Linked DNA regions of Homo sapiens: region 2 is linked to region 1. The links are chromatin loops, found by intact Hi-C in ENCODE. Cell type or tissue: A673. All regions are shown on one strand. Each heading gives the region's core, and the rest is flanking DNA. Links, peaks and the distances in the headings are about the cores only. Region 1 overlaps TRPM3 (transient receptor potential cation channel subfamily M member 3). Region 2 overlaps TRPM3 (transient receptor potential cation channel subfamily M member 3).

What was found. Peaks named below come from ENCODE experiments on the same cell type or tissue, not always from the same donor. Only the 100,000 strongest peaks of a DNase experiment are listed, where the experiment ranks them.
Region 2: it touches region 1 in a loop (7-fold over the local background); 2 of 110 quality-filtered maps call a loop at or near these places.

Annotation. Positions count from the first base shown.
Region 1 is chr9:70,744,683-70,749,088 of GRCh38, forward strand. All of the region lies in intron 8 of TRPM3 (transient receptor potential cation channel subfamily M member 3), which reads right to left. Among named protein-coding and RNA genes, the nearest start is that of MIR204, 63 kb to the right of the region's middle. In A673, for the core only: no CTCF peak of the experiment used is centred there; a DNase peak (open chromatin) is centred at 2,269.
Region 2 is chr9:70,688,415-70,692,820 of GRCh38, forward strand. The region is part of intron 8 of TRPM3 (transient receptor potential cation channel subfamily M member 3); the gene reads right to left. LOC105376078 (a long non-coding RNA gene) reads left to right here. Exons shown (of 6, transcript XR_007061573.1): 4 at 2,178-2,381. Among named protein-coding and RNA genes, the nearest start is that of MIR204, 120 kb to the right of the region's middle. In A673, for the core only: no CTCF peak of the experiment used is centred there; no DNase peak of the experiment used is centred there.

The sequences.
Region 1 (4,406 bases), core at 103-4,102:
ACTGGTATATAGGGGCAGAAGGTATTCCAAGAATACCAGCCAACAAAATGGTCTTTTCTTTCCATGTGAATCTCACAGTTTAATATTCATTCAGATTGTTCTGGGAATAAAGAGAAAATGGGCTCCTACTTTACCGTCATTTTAACTTGATCATACTTAATAATTAGAATATTGAATCAGATGAAAAAAGGTAGAAAGAGCCCAGGATTTGCAGAAAGATGCTCTTGGTTTAAGTACAAAGTTGCTACTAACTAAACAAGCTTGAACTTGTAACTTATTGTCTTTGAGTCTTGGTTTCTCTCTGTAAAATGGAGATACTAATACCGACCTCAGCAAGGTTGATTTTTGTATCAAACAAGATAACATGAAAATGATCTGTGCTAAACATAAAGTGCTATATAGACATCATCATCACCATTGTTACAATAAAAATATTTATTGAGTGCTTATTGTTTTTTGCATATGTTAACTCATTTAATCCTTATAAGTAATGACATAATATTGGTATTATTATTATCTAAATTTTCTGGAGGTGAAAACTAAGACATACGGAGGTTAAATAACTTGCCCAGTATTGTATATTAAATGGCAGATCTGGGATTTGAATCAGGCAAATTGACTATAAAGACTGCATCAACCTTATTTCTAAAATAATGATATTCTAATAATTTAAAAGAGTTTCAGAACCTCAAAAATTTATCAGTGACCCACTGTATGTTGAAAACTCATACGGAAAACATTTTGAGTTGAAAAATTCTTCCTCTTTATCTTCTTTCCACTATTTTATTTAAAATGTTTGGACTTGAATTATGTTATTAAGATGATATTCAGATAACATTTAAAAGGAGTTTTGGTACAATTCAGTATCTATCTCAAAGAACATTTCAATTTCTCCCCAAACATTATGTTGGAGAAAAAACTTTTCTAAACTTGATGCATGACTCTATGACTTTGAGCCATTTGGTGTAAAAAAGTCCCTTCCCATCTATAAAAGGCTTGATTCCTCTTATGACTATAAGTAGGCCAATTGAGCTTGTTTTGTCATTGGTGTTAAACAGGGAAGGCATTGGCTTGCTTCTTTCTTATCATCTGGGAAATTATATATGCTTCCTCTTAATTGTACCCTGTCCACTAAAATGATCAAGAAGGGAAGATGGAACCTGAAGATGAAATCGAAAGTCCTGAAGTCAAAGTATGCCCTACTGACAATTTTAACTAAGACTGGATAAAATATGAGAGGAACAAGAAACATCTGTGTTTATAATCTAATGAGTCCCTGTAGTTATATGTAGAATAATTGTAGTTACAGTTAACAATTACTGAGTGCTTCCTAGGAGCCACACACTGTGCCAACATTCTTTACACATCAGAGTTAAATACTTAGCTCTCCCAGCAACAGGGTGTTGGGTACTGACAATTCTGAGGAGTAAATCCTATGTGGTGCTGACACCCTGACCTGACAAGTAACACTGACCATCTCCTGCTTATGGTAGTAAGAGACTACCATTTTTCTAAGCAAGAAACATCTTCGACTTTTTGTTCCTTTCTCAGATACAGACAGGATGCCCATTTGAAAAACAAAAACAGAGAGAGAGAGAGAGAGAGAGAGATGAAACTTATTTAAAAATCATGCTTGCTTGGTTTTTATGAGTCTATTAAGGGGTAGGTAGATAGTTGGCCTTCAGTTTCCTAAATGTGGAAAGAGAGTTGTCATTGGATGCCAACATCAGCTTCACACATACTCTCATAAACATAATAAATCTCCTTGTACTGGGAGGTAGTGGAGTTGGCCTCCAGAGACTTATCTGTAAGGCACAGACAATAGCCCTCTGCTGTCTTCTCCAGTGTCTAAGGGAAAGTCGTCAGCTCTGTAGCCTGAGGGCCTGCAGAGAATGGGAAGCCATGTAACATTGGGATACTTCTTGGCCTTGCAATTGGTAGGGGATACAGGGCATGTGCAACCCTTGGATCAAAATCTTCTGGTATAACTATATTTATCACATTGGGGTAAAAAAAAATCAAACCATTGTTTCAACCAAAAGGAGGAAGCCCCAAGTATGATAGATTCCAGAACACATGGGAATTATCACTCTATTTTAAAGCTGAGGATCCCAGGGCTCAATGCAGGTTAAGCTACTTGAGTGATGAAGGCAGAGTTGGAATCCAGGTTTGTCTGCTTCTAGTACTTGGTTACAATTGCCACATTAGATTGCTTCCCATGGGTTGCACAATTTAAGTGGATGGGCCTGGATCAAATCCAAGCCCATAAACCAAATTTATGACTCCCTAAGGAGCTGTGCCTCTGTGTTAGTAGAGATTTTAACAAAATTTATAGATACTGAATATGTATCAGCCCCATTAATGTATATACATCTGAATTCATTCATTCATTCACTCACTTATTTGTTAAAGATTTATTGAGTGTCTGCTATATATATGCTATGATATTAAGCACAACTAGGCAAAAGTGAGTACAAGAGAAACATAGAATAATGAATCAGACAGATTCTGCTCTTAAGAGCTTGCATGGGAAGTTAGAGATATACATAAATAAAGTATAAATGACAAGCACAAGAAAGTTACAAATAAAGGAGGCAAATGGATTCCAGGTGTGTGTGTGTGTGTACACATGCAAATGCAGACATGTGCACGGGTTTGGTAATTGAATATGACTAAAGAGAGTGCTCTAAGCTTGAACAATATCAGGGAAATAGAAAATTTAAAAATGACTGTAAGGAGATCTGTTTGGTTAGTGTGATGAATCCATAAAGAAGCAATGGAATTTTGGACTGAAACTGCAGGCAAAACATTCTACTTTACGTTCAAAAGAGTGATATGATTGGTTCTGTGCTTCAACAAGGGCTATCAGGCATTTCTATGGCAAGGGGCCAGCAAACCACTGCCTGTGGGTCAAATTTGTTTTATGGTCTGTTTTTCTGTGACCAGTAACCTGAGAATGATTTTTACATTTTAAAGGGTTGTTCAAAAACAAGAAAGCAAACAAAGAACAGTATGTGACAGAGACTGTATCTGGTATGCAAAACTTGAAATACTTACTATCTGCCACTTTACAGAAAAGTTTGCCAACCCCTGCAGTGTGTAGGATGCATTGTTAGGGGGATATTGGACTAGGCGACCAAGTTCATAGGGAATAGCAATAGTCTAGGCAAGGAAGAATGAGGGTATGAGTGAGAGTGGAACTTGGAAATGCAGGAGCCAGGGGAAAGCAAGGCTAGATATTTGTGCATTTGGGAATTATCTTGATTAAAATGGTAATTGAAGTCACAATAGTGAATGAAAGGGAAAAGAGCCAATAATTGATCATAGTTAAACATTTATTTTTAGAGTGGTGAGGAAGAAGAGGATCTAACAATGGAAAAAGAAAACAAATGGTAACAGAAGTGTTAAAGAAACAGAAAATTGAGAGTCTAACATGAAATTCACAGGAAAGTAACTTTAAGAAGAAAGAGGAAGTTGATAGCCTCAAATGCTATAGAAAATTTACTAAAAAGGTTGCAAAAGTTATGGCCTAATATCTTTGCTTCCATTTATTCCATTAGCACAATTTGTAAGTCCTTGGCTTTTGCTTGCCTTATGCTGCCCTGCCCAAGAGAGAATGTGGTGTTAATGAGGTATTAGAGCCATAGCTGCCAGGGTACAACAGTGACCTAGCCCTTAAGTTTAGCTTCTCATGTTGTATGTCTATTATGTTCTAAATAAAGGTAGATGCCAAGTCTCTTCTAACTCTCCTCAAAGTACTTCTTCTCCATGTCAACTGGTGGATATGTGATTGCTAGGATTTGAATATTTGTGTCTCCTTCAAATTCATATTGACTCTTAATCACCAAGATGATAGTATTAGGAGGTGGGGCCTTTGAGAAGTGATTAGGTCCTGAGGTCTTTGCCCTGATGAATGGGATTAGTGCCCTTACGAAAAAGGCCTGAGGAAGCTTGCTTGCCCCCTCCACCACATGAAGATGCAGCAAGAATGTACCATTTACGAGAAAGTGGGCCCTAACCAGATACTGAATCTGCCAGAGTCTTGATCTTGGACTGTCCAGCCTCCAGAACTGTGAACAATAAATCTCTGTTGTTTATAAACTACCTAGATTATGGTATTTCATTATAGCAGCCTGAACAGACTAAAACAATGGTCCCTGGAGACTTCTTGACTGACGAGGGTTAAGAAAAAATTAGTTTATTTTGTTTTTTATTTTTTTGAGACAGGGTCTTGCTCTGTCCCCTGGGCTGGAGTGCAGTGGTGTGATCTCAGCTCACTGCAGCCCCAAACTCCCAGGCTTAAGAGATTTAGCTAGAACTCCGGTTGCATGCCAACACAACCAGTTCATTTCTGTATTTTTTTTGTGGAGATAGGGTTTTGCTATGTTGCCTAGGCTGGTCTCAAA
Region 2 (4,406 bases), core at 258-4,257, 56 kb before region 1:
TGTACCCAATATTGTACCCAACCATCCTCCCAACCTTCCCCCACAAATCCCCTTAGTCCATTATATCATACTTATGCCTTTGCATCCTCATAGCTTAGCTCCTACTTATTAGTGAAAACATACCAGACTTGGTTTTCCATCAATCCTTTCTTTGGTCTTATCTCTTGCTGACTGCACTCCCACCATCACAGCATGACCCAATCCCACGTACCTGATGCCCTAGCTGGGCTGAGCATCTTGCTCCTCTCAGGATCCTTTACGTTGTTTCTAGCCTATCTGCCTTTTTGTTCATTCAGTTCCTTGCTGAAATACCCTTCCCTCTGCTTGGTGAACAAACTAGAAGACTTTCAGTAGACATGTGCATTTAAGAAGCTCTCTTCTATAATGTAACTAGGATCCAACCCTTGCTTTCTCTTCATGCCCCTATGATTCTCTAAGCTTAAGGCATTCCAGGATGCCACTTCCAATCTCTATTTGCACACATCTCTCTGCACTGAAGAGCAGTTTATTTGCAGTCAGGAGTCCTAGTCCTTGCTCAGTAAGCATTTGTTGAGTAGATGAATTATTACCAAGTGGTTATGTTTAGGAGACTGGTTTGAAAGAAGCAAACATTAAAAAGGAGTACATTCAACACAAGAATGGTAACATAGCAAAGTGAATGTGGTGTATTAAGCCACAGACCAAGAGTTTGTCACAAGTGTCAAGAGCCAATTTTAACACAAGAGTCTACTGAACACTCTATTATTGTTCAGGGGTCAATCACCCAGTCAAGCATTATGGGATAGAAAGTGGGCTGCCTCAGGTTAGGCATTATTTAAAACATTTTTGGGGGGTGGTAATTGCATGGGTAAATGTATATTTTGCTATTATTTAAAACTATTTAAAAGACAACTGACTTTTATAACAATAATAATACATTGTAGAATTTATAACATATATAAGTAAAATATATTATAGCATTAGCATAAAGGCAGGGAAAGGCAATAGAAGGGCACAGTTTTAAGGTTTTTACACTATCGATGAATACTGAAAAGTAGACTGTGAAAAGTTAGTGTTATGCTGTAGGTCCCAAAGCAACAACTACAGTAACCATCACTAAATTACTTTAAAAAAAAAACAACAAGAGAGATGAAGTGAAGTAATAATAATCCAAAAGAAGACAGGGAAAAAGAAGTAACAAAGCACAGACGGAACCAATAAGAGAATGATAGGCTATTTTTTTGAGACTTGATATGAGTGTGACATTTTTGAGCCATAGGCAGCACCAATTTACCCTAAAGCATGTTTCACTAATACATATGAAACTTTGGTTCTATATAGTTTAAACTTGAAGACTCAAAGCAGGAATATATTATAGAAAAACCAAGCAGAAACATGGAAATAATTTTATGTTTGAAAAGAGTTTGGTTCATTTTCTGGGAAAAAAATAGGCATATTCACCACCTAAATAACAAGACATAGTATATGTGGCTGAGTTAGTCACAGACTTTCCATTTCTAAAACTCAGCAGGTCTTACAGTTAAATAAGATAAGGATATAAAAAATATTGGGACAATGAAATTGACTCACTTTCAAGGTATCTATTAATTAGCTTAATTTGTGATTTATATGTATGCCACGGTGAGCAATGAATCCATGAAAATAGAGATGAAGATGTAGTAGAGCTTTTGAAAATGAAAATAAACATGATATTAGAGTGAAAAGCATCTATAAGCTGCAAGGACAGTTTGGTTCAATCTATCAAAAAATATAAAGGAACACTCTACAATCATTTCATGCTGTGTTAGATATGTAAGAAATGATATCTGAGTTTGACAAATGGTTTGTAACATGTCTGAGAATTTTAGAAATATTCTCATAGCTATACGATAGATAATCAACAAAGAAAGTTCTTATCATCTAAGAATTTAGAACAGTCTGCCTATAATCATGTTAACAATAGGCTTGAGCACACTAAAAATGGTACATCTTCGGCTTTCATAAACTAATCTCTGAAATATTTCCTATTTTCCTACTCAGTTTTTTCATAGAATCTGGCAATGTGTTTACCAAGGATAGAAGCAGGGAAACAGGAAGAGAATTAGACTCAGTAAGCAATTCAGTCGCTACAATGAAATAACTTTTTATTTATTTATTTATATTTATTTATATTTATTTATTTTTAACCCCACCTCCAGGGCTAGGGAGAAGCTAATGCAGTGACTTTTAAAAGCCGCCAGCTTAGCATAATGTTTCCTGGATGAATCATCAGTATTTAAAATAATTTGAAATAATGCAGCAATTAATAGAAAACACAAAAATCTATGTTCATCAAGATACGAAATGATACAAGACTCTTGATAGGGATCCAAACAGGATTCCTGATCAGCAACGAAATGCCTGTAAGCACATATTAGCTTCTGTTTTCTCTTTGGCGTAATTAAAGTTGACTTGGTACAGGGAAGAGAACAATGCCAACTTGATGAATAGAATACTATGCATCTAAAACATATTCGTATTCGATTTTCAGTCTTTGAGAAAAACTGTCTTTGGTTGATAAAATTCTTAATGTTAACATTTTGCCAAAGAGACTGACTTCTAGAAATGAACATGATGATTTATATGGAGGAGGGAAGGAAATTGGAGAAAATTAGGAAATGCAAACACACCTGGAACTGAGCAAACAAAAGATCAGTGGAAAGTGAAATGCAAAATTTCTACTAGAAAATTAATATCAGATAAGTTCAATTATTTGTCACCAAGTTCCATATAAATTAAATATTGATTTTTCGTGTAATATTTTTGAACAAGTCTCAAAGTTTTAGGTCGAAGTGGGTGACTTAAAAGTGATGCTAGGGAGCTAGAAATTGGGTGAAATTGATATGATTCTAGTATGTCTTATAAGACTTTCATGTATGAATTTATACATTAGAAAAAATAAGCGATTATTTGACTTTCAAAAGGATATTTTATTTTACAATGGACTTGTCAGTTTATTTTAAAGGTGCATTATGTCTAACTTTAGAAAACATAGTCTGATTTAGGTTACTTTAAGTAGGAGATTGTCTTATAGATTCAAGCACACTCACAGCACCACTCAACTCCATACTCTCCCAAGGGATCATCGTGGATGAACAACTTGGCAATTAGTGAAGAGTGCCAGAGAACGACAGAGGTTTTGCTTTTGACTCTAATCCCTCATTCCTTTTTTCCCTTATTCCTCCCACCGTCATTTAAGAACCCTGGAGTTTGTTTCTCCTCCCAAGAAATGCAATTCAGAGGCTAGAGGTCTACAGGTTCCAACACAGAAAATCATTTCTTTTTTCTTATTATAAAAGCAATGCATACTTATCATTAAAAATTATAGAAAGTTTAGAAAAAGATCAATGAAAAATAATTCCCCAAACCTCAAGTCCTACTCAAAGACACTACTGAGACTACTGAGGATATTTTGGTATGCTTCCTTTTGCATGTCCCAGGGAGAGTATACAGTCATGGGTTCTTAGTTCCTGTTTCTGGTTGGGCCAGTAAAGCCCCCTTCCTCATCCCTCTTTTCCTCTTATCACTAGAGACAGAAACTAAAATCCATGGCTTTAGGCTGCTAAAAGTCTAAAACAAAACAAAACAGAACAACAAAAACAAAATAAGGTGGGTTGGACACGCTTGCGGGGCTTTCTTTTTTCCCCCCTGCCATAGGCAGAGTTTGTGGGGGGAAGGGGAGAGCATATTTGTGAAATACTAGTTTGTAGTCTCATTTTATTCTCCATTAACATTATCACCAAGCACTTTTCTGTATTCTTGGGAATTCTTCAAAACATAATTTTTAATGTTTGCAGAGTATTTTGTCCAATAGATGTGTTGTAGTTCACTTAATACCCCCATTGCTGGACACTTACAAAGTTTCTAAATGTTTCATATAAATAATAGTGTGATGAACATCTTTATGTATGAGTCCTGTTCTATATTTAGCATTTAGTTTTAAAAATAACCCCTAGAAGTTTGGGGCTTTTGTCATAAATTGCCTCGTAGCTAGAAATGAGTATTTTAGCAAATAAAAGCAAGTTACAGTAAAAGGAAGCTTGTGTTGTCCTTGAACCAGATTTGCTGTGATGGCACTCCAGTCCCATTGATGAAAGTCCTAGGGAGAGGTGATTGCTCTAAAATGGCACTGCAAAACACAGGCATGTGCATATGTTGAGAATGTAGCCTTTATACTTCGAGGCGGAGGAGCCATGCGCAGAATCAGCTCTTATTCCTCTCTATTTGCACTACTACCAACTGCCAGAATGAGTTTAAGCTCTCGCTTCTTGGAAAAGGGGTCCTGAAAAAACATATTGACTTTGTCACTCTCTCCTATTTTCACTTTCCTGATTTTTGCTTTAGCACTTTGAATGCTGCATATGGCTTATGCAGTGCAGTGCTGGCTT